Regions from separate parts of the Homo sapiens genome. Here regions 1 and 3 are each linked to region 2. Evidence: chromatin contacts called from ENCODE Hi-C or POLR2A ChIA-PET data. All regions are on one chromosome and are shown on one strand. The core of a region is the stretch at or near the end of the contact, and the rest is flanking DNA. Distances in the headings are between cores, read along the strand shown. Region 1 overlaps LRRC20 (leucine rich repeat containing 20). Region 2 holds the start of EIF4EBP2 (eukaryotic translation initiation factor 4E binding protein 2). Region 3 overlaps PALD1 (phosphatase domain containing paladin 1).

The links. Hi-C counts contacts between places; a loop is a spot of excess contacts on that map. ChIA-PET counts read pairs that join two places held with the same protein, here RNA polymerase II (POLR2A). Pooled maps may share reads with other maps.
Region 1: a pooled map shows a loop between it and region 2 (2.2-fold over the local background). The contact joins the enhancer-like site here to the promoter of EIF4EBP2 in region 2. A Hi-C loop is called at or near these places in 3 of 50 pooled maps. POLR2A ChIA-PET finds 5 or more read pairs at or near these places in 6 of 52 experiments (A673, H1, HepG2 and 3 more).
Region 3: a loop to region 2 is called in a pooled map, with 2.7 times the contacts of the local background. The contact joins the enhancer-like site here to the promoter of EIF4EBP2 in region 2. A Hi-C loop is called at or near these places in 1 of 168 maps with a recorded cell type or tissue (heart right ventricle) and 3 of 50 pooled maps. POLR2A ChIA-PET finds 5 or more read pairs at or near these places in 4 of 52 experiments (HEK293, Panc1, WTC11 and 1 more).

The regions. Positions count from the first base shown.
Region 1 is chr10:70,323,170-70,327,036 of GRCh38, reverse strand. It overlaps LRRC20 (leucine rich repeat containing 20), which reads left to right. Exons shown (of 5, transcript NM_001278212.2): 4 at 3,007-3,174. Among named protein-coding and RNA genes, the nearest start is that of NPFFR1, 41 kb to the right of the region's middle. RefSeq lists a silencer at 2,509-2,608. Within about 2 kb of position 2,401, at least 9 of the 41 ENCODE cell types and tissues checked have a DNase peak (open chromatin) inside an H3K27ac peak, as active enhancers do; they include OCI-LY7, where a contact is called at or near this core.
Region 2 is chr10:70,402,158-70,406,423 of GRCh38, reverse strand. It overlaps EIF4EBP2 (eukaryotic translation initiation factor 4E binding protein 2), which reads right to left and starts at 2,279. Exons shown (of 3, transcript NM_004096.5): 1 at 1,878-2,279. The coding sequence starts at 2,022. RefSeq lists silencers at 1,978-2,187, 2,218-2,407.
Region 3 is chr10:70,512,177-70,516,331 of GRCh38, reverse strand. All of the region lies in intron 1 of PALD1 (phosphatase domain containing paladin 1), which reads right to left. Among named protein-coding and RNA genes, the nearest start is that of PALD1, 35 kb to the right of the region's middle. RefSeq lists enhancers at 1,821-2,355, 2,438-2,487, 2,356-2,891. Within about 2 kb of position 2,376, at least 4 of the 41 ENCODE cell types and tissues checked have a DNase peak (open chromatin) inside an H3K27ac peak, as active enhancers do.

The DNA of each region.
Region 1 (3,867 bases), core at 1,152-3,651, 80 kb after region 2:
AGCCACTGTGGGAATACAATTAGACTCATGCCTGAGTTGGTTTGATAAAAGCCCATTTAAAAAAATTCTGAACATGTCTGCCGGGCGCGGTGGCTCACGCCTGTAATCCCAGCACTTTGGGAGGCTGAGGCGGGCGGATCATGAGGTCAGGAGATCGAGACCATCCTGGCTAACATGGTGAAACCCCGTCTCTACTAAAAATACAACAACAAAAAAATTAGCCAGGCGTGGTGGCGGGTGCCTGTAGTCCCAGCTACTTGGGAGGCTGAGACAGGAGAATGGCGTGAACCCAGGAGGCGGAGCTTGCAGTGAGCCGAGATCACACCACTGCACTCCAGCCTGGGTGACAGAGGCTTATAATGGTGATCTGGATAGCAGCGTTCTGTGGTTTAAGGTGTGGCTATTCAAGAACCTGGCTGCCAGGGGAAGCCTGGGTTTGCGTGAAGCGAGCACTGGACCTGTTGATGGAACCTTGGGTTCCGACGTCCCTGAAGATGGAAAAATGGAAGGCAGTCCAGGCCCCCTGCACTGTCTGCCTCCTGAGGGGAGAAGAGTCATTATTTATCACATATTTTCTGAGTGACACAAGGTGCCTGCAAGAGGCTGGATGTAGGGACAAAGATGAATCAGATGTAGTTCCTCCCAAGAACCCCAGTGTGCTGGAGCAGGGCATTTGCAGTGGGGCTGGTACCCAGGCGCGTGCGTGTGTGTGTGTGTGTGTGTGTGTGTGTGTGTGTGTACACAGAGGCGCTGGGAAGGGGGCAGGGGTCAGTTTTCACTGTAGGGATACCTGGGAGGGGCTGTGGGGACCTCAGAGCAGCTGCATTGTGGGGCTGTGGAAGAGCAGGCATGGAGCACTGAGGGAGGGGCAGGGCCAGCTGCAAAATTGGTGGGGCACAGAGAGAAATGACTCCAGAAATTAGGGGTCATTTTTCTAAAAGTTACATAGGAAGATTTTCCCTTTCTTTTACAGCCTCTCTCAGCATGTCATGGTGCCTTTCATTTACTATTTCATGTTGTTCTAAGTAAGGAAAGATCAAAATTGAGCATGAATTTTACCATTTATCTTTATGTTGTGGAATGCCAGTTTTAAGTGCAATTATGAGAGCATTAAAATCATGTGTAGAATCATGAAATTCATATTTTGTGGCTTATTTTCTCGGGAGGTGCCTGGAGTAGGCCAGAAGGACAAACTCAAACCAGACTCAGAAAGGTTGGAAGGCAGAAGGGAGGAAGGACAGACTCAGAGGGCCCGGGGGCCCCGTCCACAGTGCAGGGCACCCACGCAACCACCCTCAGGCCTGACAGCTGCTAGGTTTCTGCCCTTACCAGATGCTGGACTGACTGCCTTCCACCCTGGCCTGGGGTGATCTGAGGAAGCTGAGCCAGGTCTTCCCTGCCTAAGAGTCCACCACCCTCAGCCTTGGCAGGCAGGCAACTCCAAGGCTCTTTAAACCTGTTCGTCAGGACCTGCTCAGTGCCTAGCTCAGGGGTGGGTAAGAGGCTCACTCCTGCTAAGCCCCAGTGGCCCTGGGTGAGGGTGAGGGAGAGCTGTTGCCTGCGTGCTCCACCCTGAGACACATGGAACACAAGCCTGATTCTGACCCTCCCTGCCGAGGTGGAGGGTGCAGTATCATTGCAGAACAGGGATGGGAGGGGGAGGCCAGGCGGGAGAGCAGGCCGCTATCCTGGGAAGGCAGTAGGAGATCGGATCATGTGTGAGCTCAGACTCCATGACCCAGCTCCACTGACAAAACTCAGATTCAAGGATAAAATTATTAAGACTTTCAAGATGGCCATACAAGGCATTCCACCCCAAGTGCGGGGCCCTTCTGATCATGAGACCTCATGTGAATACACTGGCCCCATGCCCACAAAGCCAGCCCTGGGAGAAGAACTGGGGGACATTCTTCAGGTTACTCAGCATTTCTGGGCCTCAGTTTCCCTCGGGTCAGACAGGGTGGGGAGAGACTCACTGTAAGGCCACACCTGGATGGGGACTGGACAGCCCCTGGGGCCTCACCTCTACCTCTCCCTGTCATGCTGCTTCACCTGTGTTCACAGACTTAATCCTCTCACAGCCCTAGAGACAGGCATTATGATGTTAGCTCCTTGCTACAGGTGAGACGATGTCCTTTCTGCGGGGATTAAATAACGTCCTAAGGAAGAACAGTGAAAGTAGGGGCACGGCTGGTGTGTACCCAAGCATGGGGACTCCAGTTCCTCCTCCCATCAGCCCTGGGCTGTGCTCCTCCACCACCTGCTGCCCTTGCTTCCTGCCCCCCAGCTCTCCTCCCTGCACAGGGCCCTGTGGGCGCCCGGCTTCTCTCACTAGATTCAGCTTCAGCCCACACTATATCTGGCCCCATCTCTTGGTACTGCCTCAGCCGGGTTCCCAGCAGAGGGACTCCCCCGGCCCAGCTGCCTTCCCACACAGGTCCCTGCACAGGTCGCTGGCCAGCTTTCAGAGCAGCTGCTCTCGGAGCAGGAACCCACCCACATTGGGTCAGCTGTGGTTGGCCAGGGGAGAAGGGGCACATGACACTGAAAGAATGTGGCTGCCCCTGGTGGCTCCTTGAGCAGGGAGGGCCATGGAGAGTGGTGTCCCCTAAATGGAGTGTGGGGAGCCCCGAGGGGGAGAGGCCGCCCATCCTGACCTGCCCCGTCAGGGCCCGGAGTTGAGGCTTTGTCTGAGGGAGGAGCCAGCACCTCCTGACCCCTCGCTGAGGCCCAGGCTTCTGCTGGGAGAGCCTTCCATTCCAAAGTCAGCAGCAGGCAGCCTCAGCTGGAGTGACAGGTGGCAGGCCCCGGGCAGCGGTAGGAGGGTGACCCCTCCTCTAGCACAAATAAACATGGAATCAGCCCTGTGCGGGGCTCCCTCTGTGGCCTAGGGCTTCCTCTGTGCCTTCCTGGCCCAGGCAGGGTGAGAGCCACAGCGGGCAGTCACTGTGGTCTCGGGGTGGCCCCCTCCTCATCCTGTTCTCTCTCCTTCCCTGCACGTGGCAGAGCTCCACCTGGAGGGGAACTTCCTACACCGCCTCCCCAGCGAGGTCAGTGCCCTGCAGCACCTCAAGGCCATTGACCTGTCCCGGAACCAGTTCCAGGACTTCCCTGAGCAGCTTACCGCCCTGCCGGCGCTGGAGACCATCAACCTGGAGGAGAACGAGATCGTAGGTGAGTGGGCCTGGCCCACCTGGCCCTGGGCTGCTGCACGAGGCGCTCATGGGCCACAGGACTCTGGAGTCGACCTTCACAGGTGGGAGGAGAAGCTTGGGCTTTCTGTCTGAGATGCCTGAGCAAAGGACATGGGGCCTGGGAAGGTAGACATTTTGAGGCCCTGTTGCCTACCGGGTGCTGGGTGGGACACTTGCTTTCCCTGGCAGGTAGACGGCCTTGGCTTTCACCACAGTGCAGCTCTGAACTAGCCAGGCCACTGTAGGCCACAAGCTCTCCCTCTCCAGTTCTCACCTACCAGCCTAGGCGGTCTCAGACCCTTCGGCTCTGGCCCTCTGTGTACTTTTTCCTCCCTGAGTCCCCTGGCTTCACAGAGACCTCTTCACAGGAGTGAGCAGGGCCCACTAGACAGCCATGTTCAGCACAGCCTCTCTATGCCTTCCAGAACAAACACGCTGCTCCCTGTCAGCCCAGCCTGCCAGGGCCCTCACCACCAGGGAACCAGGGGTCTGATAGGTGCCTTCTGCAAACAGCAAACCCCAGGAGGTTGGGTTCTGCTGAGGTCAGGAAGCGGTCTCTCCTTCCTCTTGCAGCGATTATGTGTCTCCTGTCTCATCAGGACCTCAGAGAGCCGAGCCTCAACTCCAGCTAGTGGTCTAACCTGCCCAGACAACCTGGGCACTGGGTGGGGTC
Region 2 (4,266 bases), core at 1,030-3,529:
AAAGAATTCTGGAAGAAGTTATAAATCCCTTTCCATCACCTCGGAAAACAGCATCTATTTCTTAAAAGCTATCAGTTCAAGTTCAAGACAACTCTTATATGGAGCAGATTCTGGTCTGCCAAAATTTTTCAGGATTAAAAAGCAAGATCTTGGCCGGGTGCAGTGGCTCACGCCTGTAATCCCAGCACTTTGGGAGGCTGACGGGGCGAATAACTTGAGCCCAGGACGAGCCTGGGCAACATGGAGAAACCCAGACTCTACCAAAATACAAAAAAATTAGCCAGGCGTGGTGGCACGTGCCTGTGGTCCAGCTACTCAGGAGGCTGAGGTGGGAGGATCGCTTGAGCCCAGGAAGTAGAGAGTGCAGTGAGCCGAGGTCGTGCCACTGTACTCCAGCCTGGGCGACAGAGTGAGACCCTGTACCATGCTCAAACACGAGTTGGTCTTGAACTGATCATATCGGGGGGAGATTTCTTCCATGAGTTAAGCCACCTAAGAACTCCACTATTCTGCAAAGTTAACATTTCCTTAAACCCAGCTCTCCATATATATTACTGAACTTCTGCCTGGGTCATTTAAAAAGCCTTTCAAGGCAGCCCGCCCAGCCCCCAGAGCGGCCTGGCTGAATTTCTCTGTAAAGCTCCCTCCTAGATTTTATCCCTTGGTGTTGGCAAGAAGGTCTCCTTACTCCACAGGCCTTGCTATTGTGCAACTGATTTAAGGATGGTCCAGGCCTAACTGCATCGGATTGGTTGTAGTACAGCTCCTGAGCCCTGCCCACAGGAACAAGGCTAGCAATCCTCTAGACCGCAGGAGCTGCGAAGTCCCCACCCTCTAGCAAGAGGCCACCCCAGCACCAAAAGAAGACAAAGTTCTGAAGTTAAAAAGGAGGCCCCGTTCCCTTCAATAAGGCTCCTCAAAATCGCTTTCCAGGCTCCTCCCTCTGGAGGACAGCCCAGTTAGGGCACAGACAACCTTTGAGCTCTCTTCCCGTGACCAAGCTTCACCTCTACCCCAGTATTACTTATTTGTAAACAGTTCCTGGTCATGCTTTGAAAAGCAATGCCAGGGAACCACCCTCTCTCTGGATTGCCTCTCTCTAGCCCCTTCCACAGGATCAAGCAACCACCCCACCCAACTGGGGTGTCCTTGACAAAGGTCCTTCAATCCATTTCCAAAGGCGTCGCTGCCGAAAGACACCCTACCTTAAGGCTGTCAGCACCCTACCACCCCCACCTACTTTCCCTTGGCTATTACTTGAGCTTTATTTTATCACGCTCTCCTCCCGGCCTGGGGACTCCCCTCACCCGTGGGGCCTCGTCCAGCAAAGTAAACAATGCTGTCAAAGCGGGATAACGCTGGGCGAGGCTTCCAGACTCCGCATTCCAGCCTCCTCCCGGTGTTCTAAAAGCAGCAAAAACAAGCCATCGCAGGATGCCAGGGCCGAATTCCTCTCCCAAAGTTCTTTTTTAAAAAGCCCCGGAGCCAGCTCCAAAATCAAGCATTAATTTGCACAATCTACGACAGGCAATGCAGACTGTAATGCAAGGCCAAGTGGAGCCAAATCCGCCCGGGAAGGAGGCAGAGAGGAGAGAGAGAACTGGGTCGAATGCGTAAGCCTGCCACGAAGCGGAAACAAGAGCTCTTTTTCGCGACAGGACAGCCACATTCCCGAGTGGGGCGCGCGCCGACTCGAGCTGCGGGCAAGAGCGAACACGAAGTAAAGGGTCCCGAACGCTCGGGCGGGCCCAAGGGCAGCGTCCCCGGGGCTTCGGTGGAGCTGGGGGCGGGGGCGAAGCGGCCGGGCACCGAGGCGCCGAGGAGTTAGAGGACCGCGGCGGGACACCGGGCGCGGCGGACGGCTGGCCGGCGCTCACCTCCCGGTGTGGTGGAGAAGAGCGTCCCCCCGGGCGTGGTGCAATAGTCATGAGGTAGCTGCGCGGCGTCGCTGATGGCCACGGTGCGGGTGGGGATGGCGCGGCTCTGGCTGGGCTGGTGGCCGCTGCCGGCTGACGAGGACATGGCTGTGGGCGCGGGCTCTCGGCTTTGTCCGGCGGGCAGGCGGCGGCGGCGGGGCCGGGGCTGCTTCGGCTCCTCAGGCGGACGGAAAAGCGCGCTCTGCGCGCTCCTCGCTCGCTTCCTCCCGTTCCCTCGTCCCGCTCCGCTCCCGCCGCCGCCCTCTCAGCCGCCGCCGCCGCCGCCGCTCGATCCTCCGGCCTCAGCCAGCAGCCTCAGGAGCAACAGCAGCGGCAGCAGCGGCGACGACGACGACCGGAAGCGGGCGAAGGCGGGAGCCAGAGGGAGTTGGGGAAGCTGGTCGGCCGGAGGTGACGTCGCCGCGGGGCGGGGCGAGGCAGTGAGGGGCGTGGCTGAAGTTGTTGAAGGGGGCGGGGACGAGGGGCAGGGCTGAGGAAGAGAGTGGCTTAACCCCAGCGAGCGGGAGAAGAGCCAGAGGGAGCGCGAGCTAAGTGTTTGTGAGCCTGGTGAAGGCGGACAAGGAAAACTTTCTTCTTATTGTTTGTCATTGTCGGTTAACACCACTTTACTTGAGCAGACTTGAGTTTCTCATGCATTCCTATGCATTAAAAATGTAATTTTACTTTTAATTGTTCATTATTAATTCAGGCACTACATGCACGATGTACTGTATTTTAAAAATCAAACAGAGCAGAAAGGTTTATGGTGCCACTTTCTCCCAGTTTCCGAACTCCCCTCAACCGCTGTACCAGTTAATTGTGTATCCTTCCAAAGACCATCACTATATACACACATAAAGCAAGATCTAAACATTAGGAAAAGGAAGAAACCAAGAGCCACTCATGGCAACAAGAATGAGTATTATTGTATTAGAGTTAAAATGAGGCACAGGAGAGGGCTTAGACCATGAGGTACCTGAAAAATCTAGATCTGGAACTCTATTCTTTCCTCGAGGGGTTCTCAAACTTTGGGTCTCAGTACCTCTACATTCTTGAAAATTATTGAGGATTTCCAAGAGCTTTTGTTTGTGTGGATTATATGTATTGATAATTATTGTATTAGAAATTAAAACTGAGCCGCTGCTGATCACTAGTGGGATTGTACCTGTGAATAGCCACTGCATTCCGGCCTGGGCAACAGAGTGAGGCCCTGTCTCTAAAAAACAACAACAACAACAACAACAAAAAACAAATTAAAACTGAGAATGTTTTAAATGTTTATTAATTCATAAAATAATAACCTATTACATGTTGACATTATATTTTTTAATTATCTAAAACAAATAGTGAGAACAGTGGCATTATTTTATATTTTTGCAAACGCTTTAATATCTGGCTTAATAGAAAACAGCTGTATTCTCATATCTGTTTCTGTGTTCAAGCTGTTGTAATGTGTTGATTCAACTATATGAAGAAAACCCAGCCTCACACAGGTATGTAGTTAGAAAAGAAGGTTGTCTCAGATCCCCGAGGGGCTCTCCAGATCACACTTTGAGAACCGCTGCACTAGGGCAGCACTACTTCTGCCCACAACATGCCCAAGGTGGGACTGGGAAGACACTCATGGGTAAGGCCAACATAGCTACCATCATTCCCATTTTGCAAATGAGAGAAATAAGGGTAAGAGAGGTTGAGGGGAAAACAGCTATTGCTTCACTGCTCAGAGGGTCAAACAGGTGCTTGGCAAGAACATAGACAAAAGAACTTACAACAGCCCAGGGCAGGCCAGGGCATTACATGGTACTGATTTTGTGGTGAGTGCCCCAAGAATCCAGAAAAAAAAGTCCCCTGCCTGTCCTGCCATCTGGAAGCTGCCAGAGTTGCAGAGGGCTGAGTTTAACCTTGAAAGACTCTGAGACTTTGGACATGCCAACAGAGACACTTCTAGTGGAAGGAAAGGGGAAGATACTAGTTTACATTTGTGTAGAGCTTACAGTGTGTGGTTGATAAAGTGCATCAGTCCAGTAGGGGCACAGTAACTCACACCTATAATCTCAGCAATTTGGGAAGCTCAGGTAAGAGGATGGCATGAAGCCAGGAGTTCAAGACCAGCCTGGATAAAAAAGCGAGACCCTCCTCTCACATTTCTACAAAAATAAAAATAAATAAAAAATTATCCAGACATGGTGGTGTGCACCTATAGTCCCAACCTACTCAGGAGGCTAAGGCAGGAGGATCTCTTTAGCCCAGGAGTTCAAGGCTATAGTGAGCTACGATTGTGCCACTGCACTCCAGCCTAAAAAGACCCTGTCTCTAAAAAAGTTAGTTAATTAATTAAAAAATAAAGTGC
Region 3 (4,155 bases), core at 1,127-3,626, 110 kb before region 2:
AAAAACTGTGCCTTTTTTATAAAAATACAAAAATTAGCCAGGCGTGGTGGTTGCACGCCTGTAGTCCCAGCTATTCGGGAGGCTGAGGCAGGAGGATCGCTGGAACCCAGAAGGCAGAGGTTGCAATGAGCTGAGATCGCACCACTGCACTCCAGCCTGGGCAACAGAACGAGACTCCATCTCAAAAAAATAAAAATAAAGTGCCACACGTGGCTCCTGTGAGATTTCTACTGGGTGGCACTGCTCTGAGTCTTAAGTCCTCTGTGACCCTGAGGACACCTCTTGCTCAGCTCAGGGTACTCAGGGCTGAGCCCAGTGCCTGTGGCAGGTAAGAGTTTAATAAATATCTGTTAGAGGCATGCAAAAGCCCCAGAAAGTTGGTGTTTTCATTCCCATTGAACAAAAAGAAAAGCGAGGGCTTGCAGGAGTGGCAACTCTTCACATCCTGACCCCTGGCTGGGGACACAGGGCTTAGGCTCTGTGAATCGTGGGCTCTGGGCAGGACACCAGCTGAACCCCACTTCTATCATGCATTAGTCACATTATCTTGGGTTCATGGCTTGATTTCCCCAAACTGTTTCCCCAACTGTAAACTGAGGACCACCGGTACCTCCCCTGCTGGACCGTATAAAGATGAAATCAGTGAATGTGTGCAGAGCAACACCTGGATGGCCCGACACACAGCACAGCGAGGGCTCCAACTCCTCATCTGCCCTGACCTCATCCCCCCACACCATGGCTGACCCTGCACTGAACTCCCAGCAACTGCCAGCTGCCACAGACGTGAACCTTCAGGACCAGGACTAGAACCAGGGGCCTCGCCCAGGCGCCATCTGTGAATGGCCAGCAGTCCCTGGCTCTCAACCAAGGCAGCCAGCAGGGCAGAGCCAGGCTGGGCTGGGCCACAGCAGCCACCCTCCTTAACAACCACGATCATCACATCACTCTCCTCATTCTGCTTTGTCTGGTAAGCCATTCGGGATAGGTTCCCATCTGCTCTTGGCCTTCCTCAAGAACCAGGAGGCCCCAGCTCTGTTCTGGGCCCTCGCACAAGTCCTCCACCCCTGGAAGAACAGGTGCCCAGCCTGAGTCAGCCCAGTTCTCTCCAACCCTCTGCCCCCACCAGCTTTGGGCCACTAGCACCTGACTGACCTATCTCCTTCCCTTTTGAATCTGATCCAAGAGGGCAGGGCAGAGTCTCTCCATCACTTTACCTCCCCACCCTGTCTGGTTACTGATGATGGGCCAAGGCTGGTTCTCAACAAGTAGGCACCAAAGACTGGGGGCCATCTACTTCAACAGCAATGGTACTTATTCCTGAGTAGTGAGCTGCAGGGTGATATTTATTTTCTTCTGTTTTGCTCATCCATCGCTTCTAAACATCTTACAATGAACATGATTACCCTAGGAACATTTTCTTTTTAAGTTTAGTTATTTGTATAAGTTTCCAAGTTGGGCAAAGGTCACAACTCTTCACCCAGAGAACCCTCACCCCACCCACCTCAAAGCACCCCATGCTCCTCCGGCCCCGTGTCCTTAACCCTGGCCCTCTGCCCAGGCGCACTCTGCCCACTGCAGCGCGTGTTCCCCTGACAATAATTCCACTTGTACAGTCTGGTAGGATTTTTGTGTCTTTGCTACAGCCCTCAAGAGAGCCGAGAATTAGGATCCCCAGTTTACAGAAGAGGTGACGGCTGAGCAAAGTCAAAGACATGAACCTCCCAGGTGACAGGCTTCATGGAGGCAGAGGCTCCTGGCCCCGACTCCTTCATCTCTTGGGGGTCCCACAGACCCATCCTTCATGACCTCTGCCCCTCAGCCTCTTTCTCTTTAAAACTAGGAAGAGTCCAATCTAAATGTTAAAATAAAGCTGTCTGGGGGCTGGGATCACAGGAACCCTTCACCTGCTAAATTATGTGTTTCTCAAGTGTTTTTATATTTTTCTAAACTAGAAAAAAAATAGTTTAAAAGTTAAAAACAGAAATTAGAGGACGTGTGGAAATGCAGTCCTTTGCTCTGCAGGCGGGGCTGCCACTGCGGGGGGCAGCCCTGACTTCCAGCCTTCAGCCTGCAATCCCTGGGGAGCCTTTGAAGCAAGCGCCAAGTCCTGGCAGGAAGGAGGCCTCATGGCTGCCACACACTGAGATGACAAGTCAAGGTGGGCATGCAGCAGGAAGTGGGCAAAGGTGGACAGAATGACCGGACGGCCCGCAGAGGCACTGTGGCACATGGAGGCCAGCACCCAGGGCCAGCAGAGTGTGGGAATGCAAATCAGGTCGGCCCACTGAGTGGAGAGAAGCTGTGGAGGGATGGGGAAGTCCCTGCCCGCCCTCAGAGAGCAGGGGGAAGCCTCCCTCTCAGCTCACCTGGCAGGCGGGTTCTCGGGATGACAAAGCCTGCCCCGCAGCCAGCAGCGGTCCCTGGGTCACCGGGTGTGGGCCAGCCATCACGGGCCTGCAGGTTCCTGGAATTCAGGACCTTTTCCAGCACCCCTAGTTGCCTGCCTCCAAGTGGGTCTGCTCTGCCGCTCTGTCTATGGGATCTCAGATTGGGGAGCAGGGAAAGGCTGTAATGAGCATTTTGAGGACAACTGGGAAAATTTGAGGATGGAGTATATGCTGGATAAATAAGTTAACATCCTCAGATTGTGGCTAAAAGGAGAATGCCCTTGTTCTTAGGAAATACAGGCTGAAGCGTTTGGGGGTAATGCCTCTTGATGTCTGACGTTCATGATTTAGAGAGAGAAGTAAATGGAACAAATCTTACCTGGTGTTGGCAGACAGGAGTTTACTTACTGCACTCTTCCTTTTTTTTGATCTTTTGAGATGGATTCTCACTGTGTCGCCCAGGCTGGAGGGCAGTGGTGCAATCTCGGCTCACTGCAACCTCCGCCTCCCGGATTCAAGCAATTCCTGCCTCAGCCTCCCAAGTAGCTGGGACTACAGGCATGTGCCACCACTCCTGGCTAATTTTTTAATTATTTATTTATTTATTTTTTTTGCAGAGATGGGGTTTCACCATGTTGGCCAGGCTGGTCTCGAACTCCTAACCTCAAATGATGCACCCACCTCGGCCTCCCAAAGTGGTGAGATTACAGGCATAAGCCACCGCACCCGGCGAACTCTTTCAATTTGTCTGTAGGTTTAAAATTTTTCCAAATAAAAAAATGGGGGTTAAAAAATTTCAAAAGTAAAACTGAAAAAAGTGTTAAGCTGTCTTATGAGAAGTGCTCCATGGATTCCTCCTGGTTCTGCCCTTGAGGACCCAGAGGATTCATCCTCACTGGAGGGAGACGGCTTGTGGCCCACAGGCAAAAAGGGGTCGGTCTCAGGAGCAATCTGTATGATCATCATAGTTTTGTATTTTCCACTCTAATTAGCCACCCGTAGTTTGAAATCAATGAATTTCAAATAAAAATCTAGATCTCCGGCTTCTCTTGATGAATTAAAAAATGTGCAACAACAAGGTGCCACTGGAGGAGGTGAGCAGGGGGTGGGCTTGGGCAGGGATCCCTGCAGTCCACCAGGCTGGACTTCCACACTGTACTTGGGCCCTGCCCTGGCCTCTTGTGGGCTACAAGGAGACAGTGCTCCCAGTCTAACCCTGTCCTGGGGTGGGCCTTCCACTGCTTACCGTGTTCACTTGTGTCCCAGAACCTGCAGAGCTTCCTTACTTTTCCCAAGCCTTTCAGTCCCCGCTTCTTGGCCACTGTCCTATGAATGAGCTTGGCCCTTGCCCTCGGGCCTCAGCAGCCCAGACACAGACCACACTTTCTTGGCATGCTCTGACCACACTAAGAAGAGGTCGCTGCCTCCCTAATTCTAACCACTGCCACTGAGCTGTCTGCTAACACCTCTAAAGCCTTTCTCCCTCGGGCTCAGCCCCTGCTTCCCCCTTCCTGGCCTACAGCATGTGGCTTTCTGGTCCCAAGGCAGGACTGATGTCCCCATTGGGAAATCTCTCTGTGAGAGACTCAAGCCCTGAAGCTCTGGTCCAGCTTTTCAGCCTGGAAATGGCCCAGATTTAATCAAAAATCTCACAATGCCTTCATCCCCCAGAAGCAGGGACAGCCAGCTGAGCACACAGCTGCCCAGAGCCAAGACTGCATTCCCCACCTCCCTTGCAGCGACCTGGGGCCATGTGACTAACAGGCTA